2 separate regions of the Homo sapiens genome follow, and region 2 is linked to region 1. Evidence: read pairs that join two places in POLR2A ChIA-PET (ENCODE). Cell type or tissue: GM12878. All regions are shown on one strand. Each heading gives the region's core, and the rest is flanking DNA. Links, peaks and the distances in the headings are about the cores only.

The links. Peaks named below come from ENCODE experiments on the same cell type or tissue, not always from the same donor. Only the 100,000 strongest peaks of a DNase experiment are listed, where the experiment ranks them.
Region 2: POLR2A ChIA-PET joins it to region 1 with 5 read pairs; 3 of 35 experiments call an interaction of 5 or more read pairs at or near these places.

What each region holds. Positions count from the first base shown.
Region 1 is chr16:53,106,884-53,117,755 of GRCh38, reverse strand. The region is part of intron 1 of CHD9 (chromodomain helicase DNA binding protein 9); the gene reads right to left. Among named protein-coding and RNA genes, the nearest start is that of CHD9, 57 kb to the right of the region's middle. RefSeq lists an enhancer at 6,374-6,443. In GM12878, for the core only: no CTCF peak of the experiment used is centred there; no DNase peak of the experiment used is centred there; H3K27ac peaks cover 2,164 bases.
Region 2 is chr16:53,519,114-53,528,075 of GRCh38, reverse strand. It overlaps LOC105371268 (a long non-coding RNA gene), which reads left to right and starts at 8,519. Exons shown (of 2, transcript XR_001752188.2): 1 at 8,519-8,639. RefSeq lists an enhancer at 8,776-8,885. In GM12878, for the core only: no CTCF peak of the experiment used is centred there; no DNase peak of the experiment used is centred there.

The DNA of each region.
Region 1 (10,872 bases), core at 3,026-7,025:
TCCAGAAAGTTTGGGTAAAGATCTCAAAAATAGTATGTCAGGCCGGGTGCAATGGCTTACATCTGTAATCCCAGCACCTTGGGAGGCCAAGGCAGGTAGATTACCTGAGGTCGGGAGTTCGAGACCAGCCTGGCCAATATGGTGAAACCCCTTCTCTACTAAAAATACAAAAAATTAGCTGGGTATGGTGGTGGGTGCCTGTAATTCCAGCTACTTGGGAGGCTGAGGCAAGAGAATCACTTGAACCCAGGAGGCAGAGGTTGCAGTGAGCCAAGATCATGCCATTGTACTACAGCCTAGGCAACAGAGTGAGATTCTGTTTCCAAAAATATATATATATATATATATTACGTCAGAGAACTGAATGTCTGTGGCTATCGCCACATGAATAGTCTGTATTCTAAGACTAAGGGATTAGCACAAATCCTCTGAATATCAAATATATAATTGAATTTTTTCCTTTGCATTGTTTATCATGGTGTCATACAGGACTTCCTAAATTTTTTTTTAATTTTTTTAAAAATTTTAAGTTCTGGGGTACATGTGCAGGATGTACAGGTTTGTTACATAGGTAAACGTGTGCCATGGTGGTTTGCTACACCTATCGACCCATCACCTAAGTATGAATCCCAGCATGCATTAGCTATTTTTCTTGATGCTTTCCCTTCCCCCTTGCCACTCCCCAACAGACCCCAGTGTGTGATGTTCCTCTCCCTGTGTCCATGTGTTCTCATTGTTCAGCTCCCACTTATGAGTAAGAACATGTGGTATTTGGTTTTCTGTTCCTGAGTTAGTTTGCTCAGGATAAAGGCTTCCAGCTCCATCCATGTCCCTGCAAAAGACATGATCTTGTTCCTTTTTATGGCTGCATAGCATTCCATGGTTTAAATGTACCACACTTTTTTATCCAGTCTATCATTGGTGGGCATTTTCGTTGATTCCATGTCTTTGCTATTGTGAATAATGCTGTAATGAACCTACCTGTGCATATATCTTTATAATAGAATGATTTATATTCCTTTGGGTATATACTCAGTAATGGGATTACTGGGTCAAATGGTATTTCTGGTTCTATGTCTTTGAGGAATCACCACATCCTCTTCCACAATGGTAGAACTAATTTACATTCCCACCAACAGTGTAAAAACGTTCCTATCTCTCCACAGCCTCACCAGCATCTGTTGTTTCTTGTCTTTTTAACAATCGCCATTTTGACTGGGACTGCCTAACTTTTTCCTTATAATCAATAATTATTGACTAGCAAAGCAGAACCCTCTCTATCCAGCACACCTTATCCTGGCTCCTGGAGGATGCTTCTCTTTGTGTTTCTCTTGCAGAGTGTGTACTATTTGGCAAGAACATACTGAGTGATTTGTACAAACTATAAGAAATGTCAGGCCAGGCATGGTGGCTCACGCCTATAATCCCAGCACTTTGGGAGGCCAAGGTGGGGAGATCACTTTAGGTTAGGAGGTTGAGACCAGCCTGGCCAGCACGGTGAAACCCTTTCTCCACTAAAAATACAAAAATTAGCCGGATGTAGTGGCATGCGCCTGTAATCTCAGCTGCTCGGGAGGCTCAGGCAGGAGAACTGCTTAAACCCATGAAGTGGAGGCTGCAGTGAGGTGAGATCGCACCACTGCACTCCAGCCCAGGCAACAGAGTGAGACTCTGTCTCAAAAAGAAAAAAAGCAAAAAGAAAATGTCAGGCTGGTATTTGCTTATGATCTGCCGCTCCTCTTTCTAGATAACTGAAAGCACCTGGAGTCTGTTCCTCAAACACACCCTCCTTGTCTCGGAACCTTTTCACCTTCTCTTCCCTCTGCCTTACCACTGGCTCTAGGTACAGCTGCTCCTTCTTCCTCTTCAAGTCTTGCAAAAATAATTCCTCATATTAGAGGCCTTCTTTGACTCCTAATTTCCTAGTTTATTTCCTTCCTAACACTTAACCGCAGTCCTGTTTATATATTTACTTTTTGTCTCCATCCACTAAAAAAGAAAGCATCTTAAGGCATAAGCAGGTTCTGTCTTGTTCCTCGAAAAACTCTCAGCACCTAGAACACAGGTGCTGAATAAATGTGTATCTTACACAAAACAAACCGATCACTCAACATACCCATATTGTTCTGGCAGAAAAACCGGCTGCCATTTGGAGTTATCCGACCTGGTTTTGAACAGGACACTGGAAGCCTTTATTAGAGGTTCTGAAGCCCAGCTCCATATTTTTAGGTTGGTGCAAAAGTAATTGCGATTTTGGCCATTACTGGCAAAATAATAGAACCTAATAGAATAAGATTAGGAGATTCACCAACCTCATAGAATCTCCCAGGAAACTTAAAAATTATCTTTGCTCAGACCCTGCTCAGACTTAGGGGTGATGGGTCAGTATGGAAGCATTACGTTTTAAAAGCTCTTTTTGTAATTACTTGTGCAACCAACATGGAAAAGTACTGCTCTGAGTGACACAGAACTGAATAATTACCTGGCTACCCATGTTCTTATTATCTGGGTGAGTCCTTCTTAGGTCATCTAGGTTGACAGCATCCCAAGCTGTTCTTCGGATCATTCTCTAGGCTGCTATAAACATTTGCCTCATTATCACAAGAGGCAGCCTTAGGCACAAACCAGATGAAAAATCAACCTCTCAGGAAAGAAAAGAGGCATTCAAGTAACCTAAGTTAATCTGTTAACACCTGTCCTGAAAACCTCAAACTAAAGGGAGAAAGAAAACTGCAGCACACTTCTCTTTTCTTTCTTGGAAGAAAGTCATCAACAAATCCCTTCATTTAGCTGTAGAAGTAAGAGGCAATCAATCAATCAATCAATCAATCAAATACTTGTGCTACAAAGCAAATAAAAAAATAATGCTGGCCTGGCACGGTGGCTCACGCCTGTAATCCCAGCACTTTGGGAGGCCGAGGCGGGCGGATCACGAGGTCAGGAGATCGAGACCATCCTGGCTAACACGGTGAAACCCCGTCTCTACTAAAAATACAAAAAATTAGCCAGACGTGGTGGCAGGCGCCTGTAGTCCCAGCTACTCGCGAGGCTGAGACAGGAGAATGGCGTGAACCCGCGAGGCGGAGCTTGCAGTGAGCCGAGATTGCGCCACTGCACTCCAGCCTGGGTGACAGAGCGAGACTCCGTCTCAAAAAATAAAAATAAATAAATAAATAAAAAATAATAAAAAATAATGCTGGCCAGGCGCAGTGGCTCACGCCTGTAATCCCAGCACTTTGGGAGGCCAAGGCAGGTGGATCACTTGAGGTCAGGAGTTAGAGACCAGCCTGGCCAATACGGCAAAACCTCGTCTCTACTAAAAATACAAAAATTAGCCAGGTGTGGTAGCATGGGCCTGTAATCCCAGCCACTCGGGAGGCTGAGGCAGAAGAATCACTTGAACCTGGGAGGCAGAGGTTGCAGTGAGCCAAGATCGTGCCACTGCACTCCAGCCTGGGCAACAGAGCGAGACTCCATCTCAAAATAATAATAATAATAACAATAATAATGATGCTCACAGAAGAGTGAGATGGTCAGATTCCATCCTCTTCATGGAAGAAATTAGACCAAATAGTGGTGGGTTCAAAAATGCTTGTTCATATGTTTTTGTTATGGCAAACTCTAAACTTTAAGGCCTTGCTTACAATTGGAACCTCTTTTTTTTTTTTTAAAGAAAAAACAGTAGTTATTGATTTTTTTCTCAAGCAATAATTAATAACCCTTTTCCTCAAAATCATCATCATATGTTAATAAAGGTTGGGTGTGGTGGCTCACACCTATAATCCCAGGATTTTGGGAAGCCAAGGTGGGAGGTGAGGCCAGGAGTCCAAGACCAGCCTGTGCAACAAATCAAGACTCCTATCTCTAAATAAATACATACATACATAGCCAGGCGTGGTGGTGCATGCTGTAGTCCTAGCTACTCAGGAGGCTGAGGTGAGAGAATCGCTTACGCCTAGGAGTTCAGTTTGAGGCTGCAGTGAGCTACAATCGTGCCGCTACACTCCAGATTTTTTTTTAGAATGACAGAATAAGACCCTGTCTCTGTAAAACAAAACAAAACAGAAAAAGAACAAAAAAACTAGGCTCATCCTGGAAGTCAACTGGAAACCACTCTCCTCCTCCAGTTAAAAATGCCAAGACTCGACTGGGCGCAGTGGCTCACACCTGTAATCCCAGCACTTTGCGGGGCTGAGGCGGGTGCATCATGACGTCAAGAGATTGAGACTATCCTGGCCAACATGGTGAAACCCCGTCTCTACTAAAAATACAAAAATTAGCTGGGCGTGGTAGCATGTACCTGTGGTCCCAGCTACTCGGGAGGCTGAGGCAGGAGAATTGCTTGAGCCCAGGAGAGCGAGACTCCATCTCAAAAAAAAAAAAAAAAAAAAGTGCCAAGATTCTTGTAAAACAGAGAGAACACAGGATTGAAAGTGGAAATATCTGAGTTGTAGTCCAGGCTTACTACTAACCAACTGAATGAGTGATTAGCAATTTTTTCTTGTCTGTGAAATAAGACTCATAACATCTATGCTGCCTGCCTCACATTGACGTTCTTTATTTATTTATTCTGAGACAAGGTCTCGCTCTGTCACCTAAGCTGGATTGCAGTGGTACAATCATGGCTCACTGCAAACTCGGCCTCCCAGGCTCAAGTGATCCTCATGCCTCAGCCTCCCAAACGTAGCTGAGACTAGTCACACACCACCAAGCACACATAATTTATTTTTAATTTTAATTTGTTTTGTTTTGTCTTTAGAGGGTCTCGCTCTGTCACCTAGGCTGGAGTGCAGTGGTGCCATCATAGTTCACTGCAGCCTTGACCTCCTAGACTCAGGCAATCCTCCTGCCTTAGCCTAGAACTACAGGCGTGAGACACCACACCCAGCTTATTTTTATTTTTGTAGAGATGGGGTCTCTCACCATGTTGCTGAGGCTGCTCTTGAACTCCTGTACTCAAGTGACCCTCCTGCCTTGGCCTCACAAAGTGCTGGGATTATAGGTGTGAGCCACTATGCCTGGCCTTGTTGCTGTTTCTTATAGATAATATTCATAAGCATTCTCCAAAAATACTACATTGTGCAAATAAAAAGTACTGGTCTTTTGTCTTGTTAGTGAACTTTAAGGAAAAAAAAATCCAGTTATAGGAATTAAAAATATTGACTTAGGATATACCATGTGCCCTGCAAAGTGCTAAACAAAAAGAATGGCCCATAATACTTACTTTGTGACACATGCTTGGCATATATCTACCACCAGAGAAACTGAACACGTTACACTTAGAACAACAGGTAGATCAACAAACAGGGAAAGTAATTTCCTTTGCAGCAGGAGAGAAGCTCAGCTCAGCCAAGTCCAGGAATAACATTGAAAAACCCACTTATTTCTTCCCCAAAGTCTGTTTTCACCCCTAGATCTCAAGTTCTTTCATTTCCACTGAAACAACCCAGGGCATGGAAGGGACTACTTAAATTCAGGGGCCCTCTTATCAGTTAAGATTAGGGCAACAAACTTGAACAGTTGTGAGTTAACAAGCTACCATTCAAGGAATCTTCAGTAGATAAGAGGATCTGGAAAGTTGAAAGTTGAAAGCAGTTTTGCAGGTGATTTTAGGACAGCTTAAAACAGAAGAAAGACCTGCTGTTGCCTGATTTCTCAAATCGAGAAGCAAATTTAGAGGTTGTCTGGTTGAGAATATGCTGGCACTGATACAAGCTGGAATCCTGTGTGTTCAAGACAAGTTTTTAACCTCACCTAGACTTAGTTTCCTTATTTATCAGTAAGACACAGACAAAGATATCTTCTCTGCAGGGATAATAATCTGAATCTTAGAGATGATACATATAAAGTCATCGCATATTAAGTTGTCAACAAATTATAGCTAATTTTTTTAAGGCCAGTTGAGTGATTTTCAGACTTGTTCTAGTGGCAGAGCATTTGGAAGTTGCAGATCATTGTGAAATGCTGAAATGTGGTATCAAACCATATGAACGTTTTTTAGTAGCAAATATGACTACATTCCTATGAACAATATAATATCAGAAATAAGAACATATATGTTCACCAAAACAAAAAAGAAAATTCCCCAATACAAGCTATTGAACTGGATAATGAGTCAGAATCTTCCCATGGTATTCGTTGGCTACTTGTTCATTTCATCAGCCTGGGGTTGGAGCTAGTGGTAAGTGTAAGCAGAAAAGCACATGAGGCAAATGGAGAAAAGACTAAACATTCAGATGAACTACAGGCCTCAAAGAATTTGCAAACCTCTGCTAATAACCGTATACTAGAGCTGATCAATGAATCCAAAGATTTTCAAACATTTTTAAAGTGAGGAAATTCTTTCTTGAAAAAGACTTTTTTTCTTTTTTGGCAGAAGAACCCTGAGATGTAAAACAGAAAAGTGGAAACCCCAAAGAGAAAATGGAACAAAGGCTCAGCTGCCCTCCTGCAAGCCCTGGGATTCCCCGACCCTCCCCAGCTCTCCCAGGCATCTCTGAAGATGTCTTGCGCTTGGTGGGGCACATGCTGAAAATCTGTAAGTCCAGCCCCCTCATTCTGCAGATGAGAAAATTAAAGCTGGAGTGGCTGAGGGATTTATCTGAGGTTGCACAGTGAGTTTGTGGGACAACCAACATTAGAACCCAGGCCTATGAGTCTCACTTCAGCATTTTCTTCCATTCTGCCAGGACTACTCAGACATTACTCCACAATAATCTATTGGTTAAATAGGTGGGGCAGAACCTTGGCAAAGGGGTCAACTTGGAAAAGGTCAACTCCCCAAAAAATGTACCTTCTCAAACTGTCAGGTTGACCAGATGTCCTTCCTTTGCCTACTTTCTTATCATGTTCCATGCTGCACCCAGATTACCTGTTTATGTCAGAGATCACACACTGGCCCACACCGTGTCTTTAACTATCTTGAATCAGTTGCCAGCATCTCAAAATCAGAATATTTTGGTTTTAAAAAAATTTTTATTAACATTTTTATTTTTTGAGATGGAGTCTCACCATCACCCAGGCTGGAGTGCAGTTGCTCAGTCTTGACTCACTGCAACCTCCGCCTCCCAGGTTCAAGCGATTCTCCTGCCTCAGCCTCCAACTAGCTGGAACTACAGGTGCACACCAGCACGCCTGGCTAATTTTTCTGCATTTCTGGAAGAGACAGGGTTTCACCATGTTGGCCAGGCTGGTTGCAAACTCCTGACATCAGGTGATCCATCCACCTTGGCCTCCCAAAGTGCTGGGATTACAGGCGTGAGCTACGGTGCCAGCCCATGAAAGCAGCATTACTTTTTAAAATATATTTTTTAAAGTTTTTAATAGAGACAGAGTCTCACTATGTTGCCCAGGCTGGTTTTGAACTCCTGGGCTCAGTTGATCATCTGGCCTCAGCCTCCCAAAGCACTGGGATTACATTACAGGCATGAGGCACTGCACCCAGCCAAGAAAGCAGATTATTTCTGAAGGCATTCACCTCATCGTTTGAAACTGGATTGTCTTCTCTATTTTAGGTTTATCTTTGTTCCTGTAAGTTCAGTTCTCAAAAATACTTCTATAGACATAAGCTTTAAACCACCGGTCACAAACTCAAATGCCTACCGGGACCAGACAGTAATGGGCACAAGCTAGGAAATGAGGCAATAGGGACTGCTGGGGATGACAAACTGGAGAGTGCATAGCTTTACTCGGCTCCTGGGATTATTATCTATTGGGTATAAGAGTTCAATGTTGCTAGAATTTCTCGTTCTTCAATAGAAACTGGGAATCCAGGCCGGGCGCAGTGGCTCACGCCTGTAATCCCAGCACTTTGGGAGGCCGAGGCGGGCGGATCATGAGATCAGGAGATCGAGACCATCCTGGCTAAAATGGTGAAACCCCGTCTCTACTAAAAATACAAAAAATTAGCCGGGCGTGGTGGCGGGCGCCTGTAGTCCCAGCTACTCGGGAGGCTGAGGCAGGAGAATGGTGTGAATACGGGAGGCGGAGCTTGCAGTGAGCCGAGATCACGCCACTGCACTCCAGCCTGGGTGACGGAGCGAGACTCCATCTCAAAAAAAAAAAAAAAAAAAAAAAAAGAAACTGGGAATCCAAATTTTTAGGCAAAATATTCTGATCTTAGGACGGGCGCTGTGGCTCACACCCGTAATCCCAGCACTTTGGGAGGCCAAGGCAGGTGGATCACCTGAGGTCAGGAGTTGGAGACTAGCCTGGCCAACATGGTGAAACCCTGTCTCTACTAGAAATACAAAAAATTAGCCTGGGCATGGTGGCGCACGCCTGTAGTCCCAGCTATATGGGAGGCTGAGGTAGGAGAAAAAAAAAATGCTGCTTTCTTGCATTGATTATGAAGGAAACTTTCAGTGTTTCCTGAATTGTTTATTTTTCTGAGGGCTGTTAAATTAACTACAAACTAGCTGGACTACGAGTCCCAAAATTGCTTTCTGGGTGTCCCTGTTTATACTACTATCTGTAGCACAACTCCAAACACCCCTGCCCCTCAGGAGACGTGTCACTAAACCACACAGCAGCCTTTTTCCTGTGCCCCCATGCACCTCAGTTAGCACTGGGATTAGGAGAAACTGGCTGAGAGCCCCAGGATTATCCCCAGGACAGGGCAACCGGGCATGGCATGAGAGATAGGAACCATTCTTAAGGAGCTGCTCGATCCCTGCTTTCCAGCAGTGGCAATCCAGACTCTCATCTCATTATTCCTCCCTGCACATCCCAAGATCAGTTATCCCCAGATACACCCCCTCTCCTTCAATCATCTTACTCTCTTTCCTCATGAAAACTTACCAAAGTATCAGATATTCACACAGAGGTTTCATTACTTTATTTTATTTTATTTTATTTTATTTTTGAAACAGTTTTGCTCTTATTGCCCAGGCTGGAGTGCAATGGATCGATCTCGGTGCAATGGATCGATCTCAGCTCACTGCAACCTCCGCCTCTGGGGTTCAAGTGATTCTCCTGCCTCAGCTTCCCAAGTAGCTGGGATTACAGGCACCCACCACCATGCCTGGCTAATTTTTGTATTTTTAGTAGAGACAGGGTTTCACCATGTTGGCCAGGCTGATCTCAAACTCCTGATCTCAGGTGATCTGCCCGCCTTGGTCTCCCAAAGAGCTGGGATTACAGGAGTGAGCCACCGCGCCCGGCCCCACACAGAGGTTTTAATAATTGATATCTGCATCTATCTATCTATCTATCTATCTATCTATCTATCTATCTATCTATCTATATTTTTTGAGACAGGATCTCACTCTGTTATCCAGGCTGGAGTGCACTGGTGCAATCATAGCTCACTGCAGCCTCCACCTCCTGGGCTCAAGTGATCCTCCTGCCTCAGCCTCCTCAGTAGGTGGGACTATAGGTGCACACCACCGCACCTGGCTAAATTTTTTTGTATTTTTTGTAGAGATGGGGTTTCAACATGTTGCCCAGGCTGGTCTCAAACTCATGAGCTCAAGTGATCCACCCACTTCAACCTCCCAAAGTGCTGGGACTACAGGCATGAGCCACTGTGCTTGGCCTGATATCTGCATATTTCTACTTTAGCATTTTAACCTAAAAGTGGGTATTGCTAATAATAAAATTTTAGAGATCACAATAAGTGGGTAAAAAGAACATTTTGGAGATAAAAAGGTCTTACCCTCAAATTATACCACAAGGAAAGTTTATGACTTTATTTGAAAGGCTCCAACTTTATAATCTCCACTCCTTCAAGACTTGGTTCAGGTGCTACCTTCTCAATGATGCCTTCTTTTATTGTAGTCCTCTCCCTTCACCCCTCCCTCCCTATTGTATCCCCTGCTTTGTTTTTCTCCCTGTCACTTAGCACCACATGATATACAGTGTTTTACTTATTTTTTTGTTTACTCTCTCTCCATTAGAAAATAAGCTTCAGGGGATAAGAATTTCTGTTTGTTCATTGCTACGTCCTCACTGCTGTGACCATACCTGGCCTACAGTAGGTACTCAATAAAGGTTTGATAAATAAATGAACTTGTCATGCCCATGCTCAGGTAACAATGTGCCAATTATATTTATTTATTTTTATTAAAATTTTTTTAGATGGGGTCTCGCTGTGTCGTCCAGGCTGCAGTGCAGTGGTGCCATCATGGCTCACTGCAGCTTCACCTCCTGGGCTCAAATGATCCTCCTGTCTCAGCTTCCCAAGTAACTGGAACTACAGGCATGTGCCACCACGCCTGGCTAAATTTTTTAATTTTATTTTATATTTTATTTTATTTTATTTTATTTATTTTATTTTATTTTATTTTATTTTATTTTGAGATGGAGTGTCACTCTGTTGCCCAGGCTGGAGTGCAGTGGTGCAATCTCGGCTCACTGCAACCTCCACCTCCCGGGTTCAAGCAATTCTCTTGCCTCAGCCTCCTGAGTAGCTGGGACTACAGGCGCACACCACCACACCCAGCTAATTTGTGTATTTTTAGTAGAGACGGGGTTTCGCCATATTGGTCAGGCTGGTCTTGAACTCCTGACCTCAGACGATCCACCCGCCTTGGCCTCCCGAAGTGCTGGGATTACAGGCCTCCCAAAATGCTGGGATTACAAGTGTGAGCCACCACGCCTGGCCTACATTTATTTTTTTAGAGACAGGGTCTCGCTATATTGCCCAGGCTGTTGAAAATTTTATCAATAAACAGATGCAAAATAGAATTTCTAGATGGTGAGGGTGACTACATATTGTAAAGATGCCTTTTTGTGTGTGTGGTAGTGTACTCTTATTCTACAACTTAATTTTCTCATTCGAAGTCATTCTAATTCATTTCACAGTCTTCTCATTTTTTAAAAATGATTTTCTTGTATTCCATAATTTGGTCAACCAGTGCCCTGGAGCTCAGA
Region 2 (8,962 bases), core at 3,461-7,460, 410 kb before region 1:
AGCGGTTATGCTGCCACAGGTCCTCAGGTTTGTTTGGTGGTGGTGATGGTTTTTTGAGACAGAGTCTCACTCTGTCACCAGGCAGGAGTTGCAGTGGCATGATCTCAGCTCACTACAGCCTCCACCTCCTGGGTTCAAGCTATTCTCCTGCCTCAGCCTCCTGAGTAGCTGAGATTAAAGGTGCACACTACCACGCCTGGCTAATTTTTGTATTTTTAGTAGAGACAAGGTTTCACCATGTTGGCCAGGCTGGTCTCAAGCTCCTGACCTCAGATGATACACCCACCTTGGCCTCCCAAAGTGCTGGGATTACAGGCTTGAGCCACCGGGAACACTCCCACACAGGGAACACTCAAGTCCCTCCTCTTCCTCCTCTTGGCTGATTTCTGTTCCCCCCATCTCTAGTATTAAAAAGGACTTAATTCTAAGCACGCACATGTTGTCTTGGGTGCTGACGTGAGTTTATAAAATACAGCATGCACGCAGCGGCTGTGGAAGGCTGAGATGAGGCCTTCTTGGCTGTTTGGCTGGGAGAGGGTGTTGGGGACTTCTCTCCTCTTGTCCCTTCCTTGCTTTGGCACAGCTGAAGAGGCTGTTGTTCCATCCACGGGATCCCAGAGTTGGAGCTGAATCCTGGTCAGGGAGAGAGTCCTTTCTGAAAGCTTCTAGTCCAGGCCCTCCCTGCACCTGAGCGTGTCTCAGGCTGTGGTTTCCAGTGGGCATGCCATGGCACGTGGTGTTTTGTGAATTACCCATGGGTGTGTCACCAACTTTGACATTTTTAAACAGCTTTATTGAGATATAATTCACATACCACACAATTTTTTTTTTTTTTTGAGATGGGGTCTCGCTCTGTCACCCAGGCTGGAGTGCAGTGGTGCAATCTCAGCTCACTGCAACCTCCACCTCCTGGGTTCAAGCACTTCTCCTGCCTCAGCCTCCCCAGTAGCTGGGATTACAGGCGTGTGCCACCACCCCTGGCTAATTTTTGTATTTTTAGTAGAAATGGGGTTTTGCCATGTTGCCCAGACTGGTCTCCAACTCTTGGCTTCAAGTGACCCACCCTCCTCAGCCTCCCAAAGTCCTGGGATTATAGGCATGAGCCACGGTGCCCGGCCAATTTTCCTATTTAGTGTATAATGCATGGACTTTTGTATATTCACAGAGTAGTGCAACCATCACCACAGTCAATTTTAGAACATTTTCATGACCTCAAAAAGAAATCACTTACCTGTAGCTAGCTACTACCCCTATAGGCCGCCACCCAACCATAAGCAACCATGAATTGACTTTCTGTTTCTATAGACTTGCCCACTCTGGACATTTCAGAGAAACAGAATCATGATAGGTGGTCTTTTGTGACTTCTTGTGCTTAGCATGATATTTTCAGGGTTCATCCACGTGTAGCCTGTATCAGAATCTCATTCCTTTCTATGGCCAAATAATATTCTATTGTAGAAATACAGTTGGCCCTTGAACAACGTGGGTTTGAACTGTGAGGGTCCACTTATACACAGATATTTTTTAACCAAATGCAGATCAAAAATACAGTATTTGTGGGATGTGAAACCTATATATATGGAGGGCTAACTTTTCTTATGAAGTTCCTCAGGGCCAACTGCAGAACTTGAGTATGCACAGATTTTGGTAAACTTAGGGGTCCTGGACCCAACCCCTCACTTATACCAAGGCACGACTGTCTATCACTTTGTTTAGCCATTGATTTGTTCATGGGCATTTAGGTGCTTTCCACCTTTGGCTCTTGTGAATAGGGCTACTGTGAACATTCGGTACACGTTTTTGTTTGAACACTTGTTGTCAATTCTGGATATATGTCCAGGAGTGGAATTGCTGGGTCAGTGCTACTAACTTCTGATCAGTATTTAAAACTAATTTTTGCCACAATGGCTCATGTCAGTGGTTGCCTTCCCTCCTCACTCGAGTTCCCCGCAAGGTGAATTCCACTGGGACAAACATTGAGTCAACTGCATATATTTTACTGAAGATTTTGTATGAAGAGCAAGGGAGGGGTTGACGCTGAACACCCTGCAGTTCTTGGTAAATAAAAAACTCCATTTCACCTCTCTCATTCTCAGTCTCTCTTCCCTCCTGCATCCCCAACCCATCATCCACCTGCCTCCCAACCTTCTCCCTAAGTTTTGTTCCTTTCCACAAAAGCACTAAAACTCAGTCTGGGTCTTCCAAGCCTGCCTCCCTACATGGACTCATTCACATTTTCTTCAAGCAGAGAAAAGGCCATTGAAGGCCATGCAACAAAGAAGGTGGTCCTGAGCTCCATGAACAAGATTCTCCCGGGACCCACCCTCCTTAGAAAACTATGGGAGAGGCTGGGTGCAGTGGCTCACACTTGCAATCCCAGCACTTTAGGAGGCCAAGGCGGGTGGATCACCTAAGGTCAGGAGTTTGAGACCAGCCTGACCAACATGGTGAAACCCCATCTCTACTAAAAATACAAAAATTAGCCGGGCGTGGCAGTGGGTGCCTGTAGTCCCAACTACTCGGGAGGCTGAGGCAGGAGAAGAATGGCTAGAACCCAGGAAGTGGAGGTTGCAGTGAACTGAAACCATGCCACTGCACTCTAGCCTGGGCAACAGAGCGAGACTACATCTCAGAGAAAAAAAAAAGAAAACTATGGAATATAATAAAATAGAATTTTTGCTACCAAGTTACACTGCAGATAAAGTCTATCACAGGACATCTCCCCTTCACCCAGTCGGAAGGTTTCAGCTTTCTGGTCAAGGTCTATACAGATGCCACAGACTAAAGACCTTGAAGATGTACATCGTTTATTAAACTCTCAGTGTTGAAAATTTTTCTAACTTCATTTAACAGAAATTTTGTGGATATATAGTAGGTATATATATTCATGTTGAGAATGTTTAAGTCTTCTGCTTTTAAAAGTTAAGAGCCATTTAATTGTCTATTTATTTATTGAGACACCATTTCACTGTGTCCGCCAGGCTGAAATGCAGTGGCACGATCTCAGTTCACTGCAACCTCCGCCTCCCGGGTTCAAGTGATTCTCATGCTTTAGTCTCTTTAGTAGCTGGGATTACAGGCATGTACCACCACACCCAGCTAATTTTTGCATTTTCAGTAGAGATGGGGTTTTGCTGCGTTGGCTAGGCTGGTCTCAAACTCCTGACCTCAAGTGATCTGCCTGCCTCAGCCTCCCAAAGTGCTGGGATTATAGGTGTCAGCCACCATGCCTGGCTTATTTATCTATTTATTTATAAGATGGAGTCTAGCTCTGTCACCCAGGCTAGAGTGCAGTGGCACAATCACAGCTCACTGCAGTCTCAACTGCCTGGGCTCAAGTATTCCTCCCACCTCAGCCTCCTGAGTAGCTGGTACCACTGGCATGCGCCGCCACATGCAACTAACTTTTAAAAAATGATATGTAGAGACAGGGTCTCAGTATACCGCCCAGGCTAGCCTCAGACTCCTGGCTCAAGCAGTTCTCTCGTCTTAGCCTCCGGAAGCATTGGGATTACAGGCATGAGCCATGGCGCCCAGCCATGCCATTTTTTAAAAAATCCAGATTTCCACTTTCCCTGGAAAAACCAAAGACTTTTAATGACTGTAAAACACATCCATGCCTGGTACCCACTGACCAGAGCTGAGCAGTGGCCGTCCCTCGGGCTGGGCCTGTACCTTCCCTGGCCTGGCCCGAGTCCCTCATTTCTGTGCCCTGTCTGGCCTCCGTGGGTATCTGGACATCTGGTCCGTGCTCCAGGGTAACTTCAGAGCAGCTCCAAAGGCAGAGCAGACATTAGGACTCTGCCTGGGGAGTGCAGTCAGGGCGGTAGCCCATGCCAGGTGTGATTCCCAGGCCTGCAGTGTGCGCCTGTCAGAGAAGCCCCCGAGGAGGGGCCGGTCCACTGTGGAGCACGGACACAGGCAGGCCAGCAGCCACCGACCAGGAGCCGAGCAGAGGACTCACTCATTCCACAGATATTCATTCAGCACCCGCTAGGTGCATTGCTCCAGATGCTAGGACAGCTGTGAGCATTCCTGCCCTCGTGGAGTGCCCTTTCCAGATAATATACACAATAAGTAAAGCACACTGTTTGCTGCATGGCAAGAAGGGCTAGGGAACCAGCGGGAGAGGGAGTGTTGGCATGAGGTAGGCAGAGAGAAGGAGGCCGAGGGCGGGAGGCTTGCCGCTGTAGATAGAGGGGCGAGGAACACCTCTCAGAGAAGGTGCTGTTTGAGTAAAGGCCTGAAGGAAGTGGGGAGGCAAGTGATGTAGTTGTCTGGAAGAATTTCAGGCAGAGGGAAACGGCAAGTGCAAATGCCCTGTGCTCGGTGCACCGGAGGCAGAGCCAGAGGGTACTGGGACTGTGGCCGCCACTGCAGGAGCCCGGGAGGAGAGTGGCAGGAGACTAGGGCAAGGGAGGAGGAAACTCGGACAGGGCCTGATGGTATGGCACAAGCACTCTGGACTTTACTCTGAGATGGGAAAGCTCTGGGAGCTTAACAGAAGAGTGGCCTGAGTTAGGCTTTAACCGGATCACGGTGGCCGGGCTTGTGGGAAGAATGTGGAGAAGTCAATCCACAGGCTCTAACAGTCACCCAGGTGAGGGAAGGGAGTGGGGAGGAGGGATGGCCGCAGGCAAGGCAGCAAGAAATGACTGGATTCTGGATACAGACGAAAATGGGGCTCCTGCATCTGCTGACGAGTGACGCGTGGGGCATGAGATGAGAGGATGACCGTAGGGTTATGGACCCGAACAGCTGGAAGCGTAGCATTGCCATTTACAAAACGGGAGGCCCTCAGGGATGAGGTACGCTGTGGCACGGAGATGTGTTGGCTTTGAGATGATCAAATTCGAGTGAAGATGAGGAAGGAGCAGCTGGTTACAGGAGCCTGGAGTTCAGGAGTCAGAAGATCAGGAGAGAGGCTGGAGCCCAGGGTGTGTCACCAAGCAGGTGACCATAGGTGAGGTCTCAGGCTGAGCCCTGAGCTTGCCAGCATTAAGAAGGCAGCGACAGTTGGAGACACCAGCAGCAGGTCAGTGAGGAGAGCAGCAGGTCAGTTAGAAGTTGTTCCTCTCGAGTTTATCTTCCATAGGGAAGAAAGTGGGTAAAAAAGTTTTGCCAGGGGCTGGGCGCGGTGGCTCATGCCTGTGATCCCAACACTTTGGGAGGCCGAGGCGGGAGGATTGCTTGAGCCCAGAAGTTCGAGACCAGCCTGGGCAACATGACAAAACCCTGTCTCTATAAGAAATAGAAAAATTTGCCAGGCATGGTGGCTTGCACCCATAATTCCAGCTACTCGGGAGGCTGAGGTGGAAGGATCGCTTGAACCCGGGAGGCAGAGGTTGCAGTGAGCTGAGAGATCACGCCACTGCACTCCAGCCTGGGTGACAGAGTGAGACCCTGTCTCAAAAAAAAAAAAAAAAAAAAAAAATTGCTGACTTATTTATATAACTAAACCAAAATAAAGAATTTCCTGTCTCCCAAGGGATTTTGGCACCCTAAATTGGGGCCAAATTTATAGCTTTAAAAAATATATATATATATTTTTGAGACAGTCTTTCTCTGTTGCCTAGGCTGGAATGCAGCGGCACGATCTTGGCTAACTGCAACCTCTGCTTCCTGGGTTCAAGTGATTCTCCTGCCTCAGCCTCCTGAGTAGCTGGGATTACAGGTGCCCACCACCATGCCCGGGTAATTTTTGTATTTTTAGTAGAGATGGGGTTTCACCATGTTGGCCAGGCTGGTCTTGAATGGCTGGCCTCAAGTGATCCCCCCGTCTCAGCCTCCCAAAGTGCTGGGATTACAAGCATGAGCCACCATGCCTGGCCTAGCTTAAAATGTTTTAATGTAAGTTTTGGATAGGAGATACACTCACCATATGGTTCACGTTCAAAGAGCACAGCAGTCTTTCCCTCACCCTTGCTCCTCAGCCCCCGACCCCTTACCCAGAGCCAACCAGGTCCCCAATTTCTTAGTCTTCCAGAAGTGTTCTTGGCGTATGCTATGTACATTTTTTTAGATAGTGCTATTCCACTTAAAAGGTTACAGTATAAGGCTGGACACAGTGGCTCATACCTGTAACCCTAGGGCTTTGGGAGGCTGAGGCGAGAGGATTGCTTGAGTCCAGGAGTTCAAGACCAGCCCCGTTTCTGCAAAAAAATACAGAAATTAGCTGGGTGTGGTGGCGTGTGCCTGTGGTCCCAGCTACTAGGGAGGCTGAAGTAGGATCGCTTGAGTCTGGGAGGTGGAGGTTGCAGTGAGCTGATTGTGCCACTGCACTCTGGCCTGGGAGATAGAGACCCTGTCTTTAAAAAAAAAAAAAAAAAAAAAAAAAAAAGACAATATAAATCAGTTGTATAGTGTAAATGTAACTTTTTTTTTTGGCGGTGGAGGGATGGAGTCTCCCTCTGTTGCCGAGGCTGGAGTGCGGTGGTAAGATCTCGGCTCACTGCAACCTCCGCCTCCCGGGTTCAAGCGATTCTTCTGCCTCAGCCTCCCCAAGTAGCTGGGATTACAGGCGCCTGCCACCATGCCCAGCTAATTTTTGTATTTTTAGTACAGACAGGGTTTCATCATGTTGGCCATGATGGTCTCGAACTCCTGACCTTGTCATCCACCTGCCTCGGCCTCCCAAAGTGCTGGGATTACAGGCGTGAGCCACAGTGCCCGGCCTGTAAATGTAACTTTTATATGCACCGGGAAGTCAAAAAAAAATGCATGTGAGTTGCTTTATCTCAGTGGTTTGGATCTAAATCCCTCCATATCTCTGTGGCATGCCTGTACAAGCATGGGGGTGGCAGGGGGTGTGAGCACACATTCCTCCCTTTGCCCTTCATTTCACAATGATAGCATATACCCGCTGTTCATTTAACACATCTCAAAGACCATTCCTTGAAGATCATGTACTAATATACAAATAAAGAACTTACTCATTCTCTTTTTTCTCTTTTGTGCATGTGCCGTAATTTGCTTAACCAGCCCCTTACCAAGGGACTTTTACGTCGCTTCCCATCTTTTGTTGCAATAATAACCTTGCTCGCCTGTAATTTTGCACCTGTGTGAATATAAATCAGTTGGATAAATTCCTAGAAGCAGAATTGTTAGGTCAAGGGGGATGTGTATTTGCATTTTTAATAGAGATCCCCAAAGGTGGTACAGTTTAAGCTCCCACAAGCCACGTACAAGAGTTCATGTTTCGACACATTTTCCAGCATAGTCTGTTACCAAATTCTTTCTCTTTCATCTGAGAGTTTTAAAGAATGGAATTTCAGTCTGCACTTCTCTTGCCATTGGTGGGGTTGCCTGTAGTTTGTTTTGTTTTGTTTTGAGACAGAATCTCTTATCACCCAGGCTGGAGTGCAGTGGCATAATCTCGGCTCACTGCAACCTCCGCCTCCTGTAACCTCTGCCTCACGGGTTCAAGCAATTCTCCTGCCTCAGCCTTCTGAGTAGCTGGGATTACAGGCATGCACCACCATGCCTGGCTAATTTTTGTATTTTTAGTAGAGACAGGATTTTGCCATGTTGGCCAGGCTGGTCTCGAACTCCTGACCTCAGGTGATCCACCTGCCTTGGCCTTCTGAAGTGTTGGGATTACACGCATGAGCCACTGTGCCCGGCCTACCTGTAGTTTTTGACAGGGCACCTGGAAGTGTCACTCAGCAGAGAAGTTACTGGACTGGGTTTGCACGCAATGCCCCTTTTCATTGCTCAGCCTCTACAGGGCTGTTCTGGCCCCTTTCACCCAGGAGGAGCTAAGTAGAGAAACGTATTCCCTTGAGGGTTTTAGTCACTAAAAGTGGGATATTCTCTGAAATTACTGACTTAGAAATGGAGGCACGCTGCTTACCTCAGAAGGCTGACTCGCCCATGATCATATTTGAGGATCTGCACCATTTATTCATTCAATTCAGCAACTATTGACGGAGAGTTTAGTGTGTACCAGGGACTGAGCTGGGCTTGGAGGAAATGAGAAATTGAAGGCCCCACACTCAAGGAAGTTTTATGTTGTAGCATAACATACAACAATCAAGCAAACAAATGAGGATTTTAAGGAGGGATAAAGGCCAGGCACAGTGGCTCATGCCTGGAATTCCAGTGTTCTGGGAGGTTGAGGTGGAGGATGGCTTCAGGCTAGGAGTTCCGGACCAGCCTGGGCAATGTAGCAAGACCCTGTCTCTACAAAAAAAAATGAAACAGTAGCCAGGTGTGGTGGCGCATGCCTGTAGTCCCAGCTACTCAGGCAGCTGAAGTGGGAGTATCCTTTGAGCCCAGGAGTTCAAGTCTGCAGTGAGCCTTGATTGCACCACTGCACTCCAGCCTGGGCAACACAGCAAGACCCCATATCTTAAAAAAAATATATATATATATATTTACATATATATTATACATAAATATATACATATGTATAAAAGAAGGAGAGATAAGTGCTGTGAGGAAAATAGGATGATGTAACAGTGACAAAAAAAAAAAAAAAGACGGAGTCAGAGAAGGCTTCTTGGGGAGGTGACGCTTTAGCTGAGGCGTGAAAGAGAAGAAGACAGGCAAGATCTGGGGAAGGAACATCCAGGCAGAGCGGACAGGCTGTCCAAGAGGGCGTCCAAGGAGCAGAAGTAAGGCTTGTGAGTTGGTTCACGGTAGGTGAAAGGGGGAGACATAACAACTGAGCATGGAGAAGTGACCCCAAAGGCCACAGTGAAGAATCAGATTGTCTTTCGTTGCAGTTTGAAGCTCGGGGAAGGGTTTAAGCGATGGAGTGCTGGTACGTGCTCAACTGGCTGTGGAGTGGGGACGTGGAGTCTGACCGAGAGTGTTTGCTGACTTCTATGGTGTAGATGTTCCCATGAGGACAATTTCAAATTCCCCAAGTGTTCACTGAGCTCAGAGTTAAAAGGAGACGTGCACAGACAGCCGTGGGTGAAAATGATGGCTCCTTCCTTTGGACTGGTTTTATTGAAAG